2 separate regions of the Homo sapiens genome follow, and region 2 is linked to region 1. Evidence: chromatin contacts called from ENCODE Hi-C or POLR2A ChIA-PET data. All regions are on one chromosome and are shown on one strand. Each heading gives the region's core, a stretch centred on a gene start or an enhancer-like site at or near the end of the contact. The rest is flanking DNA. Distances are from core to core; before and after follow the strand shown.

Region 1 (4,309 bases), core at 415-2,914:
TAGGTGCAGACCAAGATGCGGAGTCTGCTTCAGAAGGTGACAACCTTTAGATGTTGAATCTGTCCCTGAATCAGCCCTGGGGAAAGGAGGCAGCAATCATGGAAACCTTAAAAAAACAAAAAACAACATAATGACAGGACAACCTGGAGGCCATTATTTTGGTGGCTGCTACTTGGCCACTCCTCACATAGATTTGTTTTACTGACTTCCTGCAGCAAAAGGAGATTGGCACAGGCTCTGCTACATAATCATCATTATTATTATTATTATTATTATTATTATTATTATTATTAAGACGTAATCTTGCTCTGTTGCCCAGGCTGGAGTGCAGTGGCGTGATCTCAGCTCACTGCAACCTCTGCCGTCCGGGTTCAAGTTTTTCTCCTGCCTCAGCCTCCTGAGTAGCTGGGATTACAGTCACGCACCACCACGACCAGCTGATTTTTGTATTTTTAGTAGAGATGGGGTTTCACCACGTTGGCCAGGCTGGTTTCGAACTCCTGACCTCAAGTGATCTGCCTGCCTCAGCCTCCCAAAGTGCTGGGATTACAGGCGTGAACCACTGTGCCTGGCCTTCATCTATATTATTACCAGGAGGCAGATGTGTTCTCTTTTTCTCTGAGGTTTAGAATTATGCAAATGAAGATATGAAAACAAAAGCTCAGTGAGGTGGGGAGGATTACACTTAAGAATACAGGTAATTTTCAAAGCTCTTTAAGACACCCCTCTCAGTTTTTACTAACAGCTCTCTCTTGGCTCTTTGCCAGTCTGTTTAGAATTTGGCACCTCTTCATAACCTTTCAACCAAAGACCTGTAAGTTCATTCTAAAGCTCCTATCCTGGCCTCATTTTGCAAGTGGAGAAATCAAGGCATAAAATATGAGCTTTCAGTGTCTGTGGGCTGACCTTGAGTCTTGACCTTTATCCTGTTCTATCTTCCCTCCGCCGAAAACTCTGACCCTATTCCTCCCAGGTTCCCCCTTCATGATATTATCTGGAGGGCAATAGGACCTAGGGAGGTTCCACCCTGCGGCGGAGGGAGACACACCTGCCTAACAGCGTGGGTAGAGTGAGTGTTGAAGCAAGTCACTTAACTAGTTAGGGAGGGCGGGGTAGAAGTGGGGGCCTGCTGCTCCTAGGGAGGAGTAAAGCTGTGGCTCCTGCCTGGGTCTGGAGGTGGTGGTCAGAAGTGCTTCTGAAGAGCGGCCCAAGCCCCTTTTTGTCCCGCCACTCCACAACGAGCATCCCTCGGCTGGCCGCCTGCCCGGGAACTCTCCGGCTGGTTTTGTTTGGCCGCAGCCGTCCCGCCCATCTCGCCCGCCCCCGCCGTCCCGGTGCCTTAGTTTTTGAAGCTGCCGACCTCTCGCAGCTGGAATCGCAGACCAGGCAGGACCCTGGCAGCAGACGGCGTCCAAGAGTTTGGCGACCTCCGTCCAGCCAGGTTGGCGCCCCGCACATCGTGCCTCTCACTAGCAAAGTTTCTCCGAGGAGAAGCAGCCCCTCCAGCCTTTTCTTCATCCTGTAGAGCGAGCGCGCTCTGCTTCTGTCCCTCAACACTGCATTCGGAGACAGGGTGGTGACAATACTCCACTCCCGGGCCAGGCGGTCTTGGGGGCGGGGCTTGGGGGAATCCGAGGAGCTATCCTGAGAACCCTGGACTCGGCAAAGGTCCTGAGAGCGCGCAGGTGAGCGGGCCAGCTGATAGCTACAGCCTAGCAATAGCTAGGATACCTAGGCACTGAACTGAATCCCCTCTTCTGCCCTCCTTCTTCTGCGCCCGCTCTTCTGCCCTGGCTCAGCTCTCCGCTGACTTGAGAGGACACACTGGTCAGGACTCTTTGTGAGGAGCTGCTGAGTGTCGGTGCCCCCGACAGATCGGCTACACCCTGCCTGAGGGGCTGCGAAAGGAGCCGCCACGGAAGCCGCTGTTCTCATGACTCTTCACGTCCCTGGAGTTGGACTCTGGATGGGGCGCTGGGATGCTTGCTTTTGTCTTGTTCAAGTTTCACAGCAAGTATGTTGACGATTGGAATCGGGGCCAATCAAGAGTCAAGTTCAAAGTGGTACTCCTGGGCTTTCCATCCCAGACTCCAAGTCGAATCTGAGTCTAGAAGAGAGCGGTTTCTTGCTCTAACTAGTGAATCTCTGTTCCCAAACTGGACTTGACAGAGCTCTCCTCACCTATACTTGGACTGTAGCGGCCATAGGGTTCTCTTGGGGATGGGTGGGAGGGTGCTATGAACACAAGACCACAACATTCAGAAAGAACCTCGACAATGGACAGAGTTTATGAAATTCCTGAGGAGCCAAATGTGGATCCGGTTTCATCTCTGGAGGAAGATGTCATCCGTGGAGCCAACCCCCGATTTACTTTTCCATTTAGCATCCTTTTCTCCACCTTTTTGTACTGTGGGGAGGCTGCATCTGCTTTGTACATGGTTAGAATCTATCGAAAGAATAGTGAAACTTACTGGATGACATACACCTTTTCTTTCTTTATGTTTTCATCCATTATGGTCCAGTTGACCCTCATTTTTGTCCACAGAGATCTAGCCAAAGATAAACCGCTATCATTATTTATGCATCTAATCCTCTTGGGACCTGTTATCAGGTGAGCAACTTTTAAATCTTTTCCTTACCCCCCTAACCCCACCCCAGACTTGGGCAGAGAAAGATGAAAGATTTACAAGATGGATACTATGGCTCTAATCAATTCTCTCATTTCCTCCCACTCTCGGCTTCCCTGTCTACCATTCAGAAAACTTACCTGAAATCTTAAATGCCACCATGATGAACATGTGGTATGTACTTGTGTTCCAAAACAATGAACGATGCTATTTGGCCTGTGTAAACTAGAATGGGAACAACAAGACGTGATCACCCTGTGCATGAAGGCCATAGCTGCAGAGTGTGTAATTTTATTTAAAAAATTTTTTTTTTCTGAGACAAGGTCTTGCTCTGCCTCCCAGGCTACAGTGCAGTGGTGCGATCATGGCTCACTGCAGCCTTGATCTCCTGGGATCAAGCGAACCTCCCACCTCAGCCTCCAAGTAGCTGGGACCAAAGGAATGTGTCACCATGCCTGGTTAATTAAAAAAAAATTTTTATAGGCCGGGTGTGGTGGCTCATGCCTGTAATCCCAGCACTTTGGGAGGCTGAGGCGGGTGGATCACCTGAGGTCAGGAGTTCAAGACCAGCTGGCCAACATGGTGAAACCCCTGTCTCTACTAAAAATCAGCTGGGTGTGGTGGCGCATATCTGTAATCCCAGCTACTCTGGTGGCTGAGGCAGGAGAATCACTTGAACCCGGAAGGTAGAGGTTGCAGTGAGCCAAGATCGGTGCCACTGCACTCCAGCCTGGGCGATAGAGTGAGACTCCATCTCAAAAAAAAAAAAATTTTTTTTGTAGAGACGGGATCTCGTTATGTAGACTGGGCTCAAGTGATCTTCCTGCCTCAGCCTCCCAAAGTGAGCCACCGCGCCTGGTCTGAGTGTGTAATTTTGACTCTACCTTTTGGATGCTTTGTAAATTGGATAAAAGTTTCTTTACCCTGAGCTGCTTGGGCTGGTGCTACTGCCATTTTCAAATTTTCCAGAGTAATGTGACATCTGGAAACTATTTTAAACCATCTGTGGTAATCTGTACCCCAACCCAATATAGTTCAGTTCTCTGTCGGTTTATCAGTTTCCTATTTATCTCTTTGTATATTTCTGCAATAAAGATACGAAGTTGGGAGGGGGCAAAGGAAGGCAGTTCATCTCTCTATGTGGATGCAGTAGCACAATTTAATAGTATCAAGTATTTCCATTCAGATTGCCTTGAAGTGGAAAGAATGCACTTAATCCTAGCGAGATAGGCACCTGTGTCAACAGTCTCATCTGGATGCTATGGGGTTTTCAAGGTAGAGAGATGTTGCAAAACTTATGAGTTCAGGAGTAAGGAATGGACCAAGTTTGTCTTGATTGCAAGAGAGGCAGACAACTGCAGTCAGCCGAGGAATATGGGTCAGAGTGTTGCAATGGGAAGATACCTCATCATTAGACAACTAAAAAGTCTGTGAAACTAATTAAGGATGGAACTCACTCCTTTATAAAATTTCATATCTGTACACATGTATAATTTTTATTTGTCACTTATACCTCAATAAGGCCAAAAAAATTTTTTATCAATAAATTTTTAAGTGGGGAGGAATCGATTAGGCTCTATCAGAGAGAATATGGGATATCAATGGAAACAGTGGCCTGAAATTTGGAGTCTAGTCTTCCCCCTGTCATTGACTGGTTGTGTGTTCTTGGTAAAATCTCTGAA
Region 2 (4,182 bases), core at 314-2,813, 110 kb after region 1:
GGCGGCTAATTTTTGTATTTTTAGTAGAGACAAGGTTTCACCACATTGGTCAGGCTGGTCTCGAACTCCTGACCCCAGGTGATCCGCCTGCCTCGGCCTCCCAAAGTGCTGGGATTACAGGCTTGAGTCACTATGCCCTGCCTAAAAAACATTTTTAACGAAAAAAACATATTTTAGGTAAGAATAAATGTCAATTGTATAGTGTATCAATTATATCTCAATAAAGCTGTTACAAGAACAAAATGTATGTGAAAAGTCACCAGTAAAGAAAACCTGCCATTATTACTAAGAGCCAAATCTGTGGTGATTTTTAAGAAGCTCCCACCATGAAGGAAAAGGGGATCTCACCTGAAACTAACAACAGGTCCAACCTCAGAAAAGATGTCCTTCAACTGCTCTTCAGTAGCTTCATAAGGAATGTTCCCCACTAAGGAAGAAAATAGGTAACATTAAAATTCTGAGTTTATAACATAGATCTTTAGTGAGAAAGTAAACTTATATCATCAAATATAAGACTCAAAATAGTGTTCTCCAATCCCAATTCCATTGTATTTCTTCAGACCTCTTAACAAAGGAAATATACCACTGAAACTAAATACAAAATGTGTAGGTACTCTCAAATGTTAGTTCTCAGACTGATCTGACACGTGTTAGATTTTCCTTAACTTTGGTGCAAATAAATACTTTGGCACTGGTATTTACCTAAAGATCTGCAAGTCTCATCAGTGACTACAAAAAATATCAATGTTATTTAATATAATTTTTAAAACAGGTTCCTATGTATTTCCACACATACAACATTTAAGGGAGAATGACGATGAATGTAGTGAAAGATGTTTAAAAAGTATTCTGAACTACTTTGTCATGTCCCTTTCAAATGGTACTCTAAAATAATCACACGTATTTTTAAAAACAACTTATTTCAGCCAAAAAGATAATTCAGAATCGTTTCGATCCTTTTTAAAATTCCTCTGAGGAGATCTTAATAGTTCATTCATTCATTCACTTACAAGCCATCTCAGGACACCAGGTGGCCGCTACCACTATTGATGCACTAAAATGTTACAGATAAAAAGCAAAGGATGAAAGTCCTTAGGAGAGGACAGTAAGTGGACACTAGGATCTATACCCTCAGCATATAGTCTGTATTCTGGGGCAGAGGATGAGAAGTAGTACGGGACAGTGAGGAGCTGTTACCGTGAGCCTTCTCCTCTAGAGAATAATTGAAGCTCATGAAAGGAGAAACGCACAGAAGCTGAACGCTAGTCTAACTTCCCCACTGATATTGCGGAAAGCCTACGAGACCTCGGCAGAATGGGAATATCTCTTTGCTCATGAGTCCACCAGGTTGGACGCCCTACAGGATAAGCAGGGAGAACTGCACGTCCGAACCGTCAGCGGCTCCGGTAGCGATTCATGAGATAGAAGGTGCAGAGGGGAGTCCCTCCCCGAAGCTTGACTACAACGAATTCCTCTCACCGAACACAGAACGTAGAGAACGATCCACCGCTGGGTCTCTCACAGTCAAACCCGCCATAGCTCTGTTGAGTCGGCTTCCGGTGCGCCAAAGCACACTTCCGTACGGAGCACAAGCCCAGCGCTGAGCACGCTTCCGTACGGCGCGTGAGCCGGAAGGGCCTGGGCGGAACGGACGCAGAGCCCCTCCCCTGGAGACATTCTGTTAGCCGCAGGCGCGAGTTGCGTCCACCGGAGGGCTATATTCTCACTCCTGAGATTAACTCTGTTCCGAGCCAGATGCAGGCGAGTCCAGGCTAATTTGAAGGGTTTCAGCCTGCAGACTTCCTTCTTATTAATTTTCTCTTAGGTTGATGCAAGTACTCCTCAACCACAATAAAGGCGCAGCGGCTTTACCATGGTAACAGGGAAGTCCTTTGCTGACAACTGTGGGGCTTGCATTTTAGTTCCGCCCTATCAAGGGAGGGAAATGCTTGGGCCCGTCCCAGCAGCGTGCATATTATTTGCTAAACCTGTTCGTGTGTGGAGTGAGATGAGGAAAGGGCATGCCAGCCGAGAGAAGCATAGTTAAAGAAATGGGAGAGGTAAAGGGAGAACAGACCTCTGTCCTCGTGTAGTCCGTGGGTTCCATGTGCTTCGTGGTGGGGCGGTGCGGCAGGGGATTCTGGCAGGCAGAGTATCGGAAACAGAAAACGTCATTCATCGGTTTTTCCACACTTTGGTGCCCACGCGCCTGGGATATGGCATGCAGGGCAGGTCGTTGTATCATCCCGGAAAGGCAGACCCTGCCGGGGTTGGAGGAAATCCAGGGGGCACCTCAGGAGGACAGGGTTAGGGGATAAGCAAAGGAAGGAGCCAAGAGCGCTACCTTTGAGGGACTTGTCCGAAAAAGGAAGACGGTAAAATAGCCACGGAATTGGAGGCATGGACGTTTTTATTAATTCCACATGTATTAAAAGTATATGGGCCGGGCGCGGTGGCTCATGCCTGTAATGCCAACACTTTGGGAGGCCGAGGCGGGCGCATCACCTGAGGTCGGGAGTTGGAGACCAGCCTGGCCAACATGGAGAACCCCTTTTCTACTAAAAATACAAAATTAGCCGGGCGTGGTGGCGCATGCCTGTAATCCCAGCTGCTCAGGAGGCTGAGGCCAGAGAATCGCTTGAACCCGGGAGATGGATGTTGCGGTGATCCGAGATCTGCCATTGCGCTCCAGCCTGGGCAACAAGAGCGAAACTCCATCTCCAAAATAAAAGTATATGAAATATGATAAATATTTAGAAAAAATTAATAAGTGCTAGTTTACACCATGAAGCATATCACTTTAAGAAGTAATTCTGGTAAAGATGGAAAGTTTGAGAAGAGTATACCCATTTCCATGACTCTAGAGTCCCATTTGCAATCACTGTGTGACCAAGAGGACACCTTGTGTAATGGAATGGTCCAAAAGGAGATTTACAGCTCTGTAGAAGGCACAGTTTCAAAGAGTTTTGGTGTGTCATTGTTCCGTTGTGGTGAACTTTTGCTAAATGCATGTACGGCTGAGTATATTTCTAACTCAGTGTTTGGCAAACTTACATAAACAAAAGATTAACCTGGGGTCTTTGAGTAAGAGTATAGATTCCTGGGGCTCCACCCCAGCCCTATGGAATGGGACTCCAGGGAAAGAACTTGGGAATCGTTATATTTAAACAAGTGCCACTGGCGATTCTTAGGGTCAGGTAATTTGAGTAGCATTGTAGTTATTGAGGTAGCTTTATGGCAGCATTTAAGACACGCATGCTTTCTTATGAAATTTCCCTTAAAGTAGTTCTCAAAGTTCTCAACCCTTGTGGAGGAGCATTTTTGGAAATGTACAGTGGCATTTTCAGTTGTTGCAATGACTACTGCTAGGGGAAGAGAAGCCAGAGATGATAAATGGACTGCCATGTCCAAGGCAGTTCTACAGGATGAACCCCTCCCCCCACTGAATGCCAATAATGTCTCTCCCCTTGAGAAACACTTAATATCAGCCATATTAGACCAAATGGACCCTGGATCTGAATGCTATGTTGCACTGCCAGCCTTGCATAAATAATTTTTACTTTAGCCTTCTTACAACTGTGTAGCTGATCCCAATGAGTTAGTAATAATAAAAGCTAACATTTATTAAGCACTTGCTGTGTCCTCATTGTATTAGTTTTCTATTGCTGTGTAACAAATTTCCACAAACTTAGTGGCTTACAACACTCATTTGTTAGCTCACAGTTCTGTAGGTCAGAAGTTTGGGTGGACATGAGTGGGTTCTTTGCTTAGGATCTCACAAGGCTGAAATCAAGGTGTTGTACTCTTATCTGGAATCTTTGGGAGAAGAATCAGCTTCCAAGCTCATTTTTCTTGTTGGCAGAATTTGGTTGGCTGTGGTTGTAGGACCGAGGTCCTTGTTTCTTTGCTGGCTATTGGCTGGAGGGCTGTAGCTCTTAGCTCCTAAGGGCTTCTTTTTGGTCCTTACATGTGGGTTTCTACATCTCAGAGCCAGTGATGGCACATTGAAACCTTCTTATGCTGTGAATCTCTGACCAGAGATTCTCTCTTTTGACCAGCTGGGGAGAACTCTGCTTTTAAATGGCTCTTGTGTTTAGGCAAGGCCTACCCAGATAATCTCCCTGTATTAAAGTCAACTGTGCTATGTGAAAACCTAATCATAAGAGTAAAATCCATTATAAT

What was found. A loop is a pair of places that touch in the nucleus more often than their neighbours do. ChIA-PET counts read pairs that join two places held with the same protein, here RNA polymerase II (POLR2A). Pooled maps may share reads with other maps.
Region 2: a loop to region 1 is called in a map of CD8-positive, alpha-beta T cell, with 5 times the contacts of the local background. The contact joins the promoter of CSTF2 here to the promoter of XKRX in region 1. A Hi-C loop is called at or near these places in 4 of 168 maps with a recorded cell type or tissue (B cell, CD8-positive, alpha-beta T cell and naive thymus-derived CD4-positive, alpha-beta T cell), 3 of 37 single-sample maps with no recorded cell type and 13 of 50 pooled maps. POLR2A ChIA-PET finds 5 or more read pairs at or near these places in 4 of 52 experiments (Caco-2, OCI-LY7, WTC11 and 1 more).

What each region holds. Positions count from the first base shown.
Region 1 is chrX:100,926,272-100,930,580 of GRCh38, reverse strand. XKRX (XK related X-linked) reads left to right here and starts at 1,664. Exons shown (of 3, transcript NM_212559.3): 1 at 1,664-2,611. The coding sequence starts at 2,277. RefSeq lists enhancers at 1,018-1,067, 2,261-3,460.
Region 2 is chrX:100,817,772-100,821,953 of GRCh38, reverse strand. CSTF2 (cleavage stimulation factor subunit 2) reads right to left here and starts at 1,563. Exons shown (of 14, transcript NM_001325.3): 1 at 1,480-1,563; 2 at 349-427. The coding sequence starts at 1,537. RefSeq lists enhancers at 1,332-1,491, 1,772-1,821, 1,832-1,891.